2 separate regions of the Mus musculus genome follow, and region 1 is linked to region 2. Evidence: chromatin loops called from intact Hi-C (ENCODE). Cell type or tissue: left cerebral cortex. All regions are shown on one strand.

Region 1 (2,500 bases), 250 kb after region 2:
GGATAATGTTGCCTAACAGTTGCTAAGCTAAGGTCAGTGCACACTATATTGGCTATGTCTCAAGTTCAAAGACCAAGGTGAGGTCTGAACAAGAGCTTCTTAGCCTAAATTGTGGATCAGGGGATGTGGACATGGCCATTTCCCTCCATGGTGCGGACTGCAGAACTCAACACAGAGAAGAGTATTACCACGTGGCTGGTAGGAAGATCAGTGGACACAAATGAAGAAACAGGGGCATGTGACACTGACACAAATAAAAACAACAATTTGGCAGTGTTCTTCATAGGAGAGTAAAATACTATTTAAAAATGTCTTTATAGCTCATCAGAAAACTTCACCAATACAGAATGTGGGTAGTTGACCAGACATTTACTTTCAGACAAAAAAGATGAGCCCGAGAGGCCCACGGAGCACAAAAAAAAAAAGAGAGTGCAGCTCAGGTGGGGGCTTCATGAGCAACAAACCCCAAGAGAGCAACGTACAAAGTGATGTTGAATATTCCTCCCAGTGTGGCCTCAGCACGGTTACCACCCACAGCACACTTCAGTGCCCTGATTCACCAGAACAAAGATCAAACAAGAAAGGGGAAGAGAACTGAGGCAGAGGGAAGGCAAGAAGCCCCTGGAGACAGAATGAAGAAGAGGGTAAGGACAGCGTGCAACACATCATGCAGGGACCTCAGTGAGGACAAGTGGGCACTGGGCAGCACTCGGTGGGAACAGAGGACCAGAGAGACACACACCTCAATCACAGAAACAAACCGCTTACCCTCCGCTTTAGTGGTAGTACCGTCTTTAAGCCAATTAAAAAACAAGGGAGGGGACAACAGGGAACAGTTAGTAACATTCAGAAAATTAAAAAGCAGAATGTTATTAGCTACTAAAAAAGCAAAATGTACACTTTAAAACAAAGCCAAAAAAAGGAAACCGAGTTCAGAAGCAGGGCAGAGTGGGAAGCCAGCTAAGGGGCCTCACCAGGAGCCAGCTCAGCCCAGAGTAACACAGTTTGCCTTTGGAAAGCAAAACAGAACAGTGACACACATTTGTATCACAGTCGACAGCATGCCTCACAGTCTCTGGTTTGCCAATTGTATCATCCTTGGGAAAGTTCCCATTCCCTGAAAGTTCTAGCAGGAGGAGGGGTGTAGAGGAGCCACTAAAAGTTCAGGTTCCAAGGAGTAACCCCAAGAGCAGAACCCAGTGAGAAGAGCTAGAGGCTGCAGCAAGGCCTATCCCAACTACTCGCCCAGCAGCAGCAGCTGTTGCACTTAGTACCTGCATCCAGGCCTACGTACTCCAAGTCTTCCCTCATGTGTCTGGACTCTAGAAGTTTGGAAAAGGGTTATCAGCTTTAATGCTATACTTTGCAAGGCAAGTGTCTTGTCACTCTAAGTAGGACCTGGGCACAGTCTCAGAACTACGTGCTACTTCACTCTTTGCTGAAGTAGCATGTGGGGGTGGGGCAAAACCAAGGAAACTAAAGGTAGAATTCTTATGGGGAAGGGAGAGAAGAGTCAATGCCGCAGCCTTGTCTGGAGAGGAAACTGTGCTTAGAGAATGTCCTCAGCGAGTCTGAAGGGTTCTTCATGTGCCACCAGACCAAACTCCTGGGCCTCTCATCAGCACTGAGGGAATCTACGGAGGCCTGAACTAAACACCACATATGTATACGAGTAAGTACTCACCCTAGAGTCTCTCAAGGCTGGCATGAAAACAGTCAGGCAATGCTAACTAAAAATACTAAAGGGGAGCCAGGTATATCTGTGGGAAACAGAGGCAAGCCATCTCTGAGTTAGAGGCCAGTCTGGTCTACATAGTGAGTTCCAGGCTACCCAGGGTTATACAGTGGGACCCTGTCTCCAAAACAAAAATAAAACCAAATAAACAAAAACCAAAAGTAAAAGTGGATCAAAAGTATTGACACCCTGGCAAATACTAAGATCTAACTTGTTCACCACGGGAAGGCACACCTGCGGCTTCTTCCTTGACCACAAAGTACAAAGCAGCACCTTCGTACTTGTACATTAATGGAACAGTAGTTACCTCGAGGAAGAAGAGAGCCCTCACTAAGCCTCTTTTCGAGAGAATATCTGAGATCAGGGGAACAGGACTGCCTGGACATATGGTTCCAGGACATACATGTCTCAGCTTAGCAGTGCTCTTACTTCAGCTCTTTCTGCGACCTTGCAGGGTGATCACTTACAAAGGACCTTCATGTAATCTCACCCATCCTCAACCATGTGCCTGAGTCAGATGGCTACCTCTCCACAAGGTCACTGGCAGAGAGACAGACTCTGAGCTTGCACAGCCTGCCCATGGTGACAGTGAACAAGTGGTACTGTCTCTGTCCTGTCCTGTCTGCATGCTTCCAATGTCAAAACACTTCAGAAGATTAGCTTTACAGTGACCTTGAAATACTCTAGTGGGCACGTGAGTAACCCAGTCCTAGTGTTATGATTTAAACTAAGTCCTCAGATTTGGGGGTGAATGACTAACGTGGT
Region 2 (2,500 bases):
TCTGAAGCTATTGGCTACCCTGGAAGCATCTGGAGTTATCTGGAACCTATAGTCACTGGCTTTAAGTCCCACAGAAGAGAGAAGTTGGGATCAGTGGAGGCAGTCTAGAAAGAACTTGCTATGGGTGGTGGTTTGGATGAGAAGTTTCTCCCATAGCTTTATGTGTTAGAATACTTGGGCGTCAGCTGGTGGTGCCATTTGGGAAAGTTGCAGAACCTTTAAGAGGCCGGTCACTGGAGGCGGGCTTACAGCCTGCTGTCTACTTTGTGTTTGCAGTTGAAGATGTGATCTCTCAGCTCTGTGCTCCAGCCGCCATCCTGCTGCTTGCTTCAGTGCTTCTCATCACGATGGACCCTCTCCTTCTGGAACCGTGAGTCGATCCCATCCTTTATAAGTGGGTGTGGTCGTGGTGTTTCTTCACAGCACTAGGAAAGTTACTGATAAACTCTGAAAGCAGGAGGAGCGGGGTTCAGTCCCCGGCAACTGCATGAAAAGCTGGGTTTGGGGGTCTTGAGAGCAGTGATTAAAAGCTGGCTGCTCTTGCAAATAACCCAGTTCAGTTCCCAGCATAGGGGTATCAGGCAGCTCACAACTCCAGTTCCAGGAGATCTAGTGCCCTCTCTGGCTTCCACAGAAACATGTATGTATGTGGTATACACATAAGGTCATGAAACTACACACACACACACACACACACACACACACACACAATTAAATAGATATAACTTTTAAAGTGTTTTAAAGGCTTTACTTTTTAAAAAGTCAGATGTGGTGACATGCACATGCAATCTCATTGTCTGATGTGGCAGCCCACCTATCTATCCCACAGCTCAGAAGACGAAGACAAGATCCCCAGAGCAAGCTGGAGAGTTCGATGTGCTGAATTGGCAAACTCTGGGACCGTGAAGGACCCTGCCTCATATGTAAAGTGAAGAACCATCAAGGAAGATATCTAACCTCAACCTCTGCTTGCTACTGACACAGGCTGACAAGTACCTGCAAACACACGTACACAAGCAAACGTGGAACACAGACACACATACACACACACACATCATACACTCATAGAGAGATGCATAAGAAATCCACATCAACCGTAACACCACCATGTGTGTTGTCTTAACAGATGCTCTTGGTACTGTGTAGGAGAAGCAACTGTGGAAATTCCTACAGCTTTCCTTTTGTCCTCTTACACATAGAACTTGTCTTGCCAGCAGGTGGCAGTAGATGGCCAGAAATGAGGTAGGTGCAAGGAGATTTCAGTTTTGAGAGGTGAGTCTCCCAGGGTAACTGTTCACTTGGATCTCTGCAGCAGCCTGACGGTTTGATACTCTCGACTTTGTTACTCTTGTAACAAAGTAACAATATGCCGTTGGTGGGCACAGAGGCATCATCAGGGTTTGTCCTGTCTGACCTAGGAGTAGGGTTGATCACAAAATGAGACCTTAGGAGCAGATGTTTCCTGCTCATCTCTGTGGTTCCAGATCATCACTGGGAAAGGGAGGGTGCCTCGTGGGGCAGATGGCTTCCATGTGTTCACCACCTGGAAACAGGGGAAGCAGCTGTAGTATTAATGAGGTCTGGGGGTGGGGTGATGGACTCCCGAGGGAGTCAGCTTGGGGCTGGGTGGTGCAAACCTGTAGCCCTCAGCCTTCAGATCCATCCAATGAGATTTTAATGTTGTCAGTATTATTAATTACTATTGTGTACATGATGTGTGTGTGAGGAGGGTGGGGGTTGTATGCCGTGGTAGTAGGTGGGTATGCACATGTGTACAGACAGATCAGAGGACAGCTTGTGTAGCTTGCTCTCCCAAATCACTTTTACAGGCTGAGACATCTCTCTGGCGCTCTATCCAATATTTCTAAATTCCCTGAAAATTATACAGATTTATAATAGATTGCATTATGACATTCTCATACAAATATGGACTGAATTTCACATCAATTAAGAAAATCAAGAGACACGCCCCCCTCCCCAACGCTCCCACAGGCCAACCAGATCTACACAATCTCTCGCTGATATGTTCTTCCCAGGGGGACTCTAGGTTGTGCCAACTAAACTAAACCACCATACAGACAAACTTGTGGGCATTCCACAGAGAATATCCAGACCAGGTAAGAGGCAGGAGAATACTCTGCATGTCAGTGGTACTGTCAGGTGGACTGATGCGCCTGGTCAGGTGTACAGGAGGAAGTCAGCTTAGCATCATCTCCTTCTGCTTCCCGACGCTGGCTGCAGTGTGACCAGCCACTTCCTTTCCATGGCCGACTGCATCTGTGTACTGGGAGCCAGAAGAAACCTTTTATCCTTTAAGTTGCCTTTGTCAGGTTCCTGTCACAGAAACCAGTTCAGTGACCTTCAGGACCAACTTCCTGTTGCCACCCTCCCACCAGGAACTAGAGAACACTGGGACCTCATGCAACGTCTCCCAGAACCCCTGGCTCATGAGCAGCTGTGGACACTTCTGAAAGTTCCTATTCCCATTACAGGGGCTGGC

The links. Hi-C counts contacts between places; a loop is a spot of excess contacts. Peaks named below come from ENCODE experiments on the same cell type or tissue, not always from the same donor. Only the 100,000 strongest peaks of a DNase experiment are listed, where the experiment ranks them.
Region 1: it touches region 2 in a loop (2.8-fold over the local background); 4 of 42 quality-filtered maps call a loop at or near these places.

What each region holds. Positions count from the first base shown.
Region 1 is chr1:118,510,997-118,513,496 of GRCm38, reverse strand. Clasp1 (CLIP associating protein 1) reads right to left here. Exons shown (of 43, transcript NM_001359328.1): 20 at 769-792. Among named protein-coding and RNA genes, the nearest start is that of 2900060B14Rik, 53 kb to the right of the region's middle. In left cerebral cortex, no CTCF peak of the experiment used is centred here; a DNase peak (open chromatin) is centred at 1,128.
Region 2 is chr1:118,758,485-118,760,984 of GRCm38, reverse strand. No RefSeq gene overlaps it. Among named protein-coding and RNA genes, the nearest start is that of Tfcp2l1, 130 kb to the right of the region's middle. In left cerebral cortex, a CTCF peak has its summit at 1,210 (motif pointing right); DNase peaks (open chromatin) are centred at 331 and 1,220.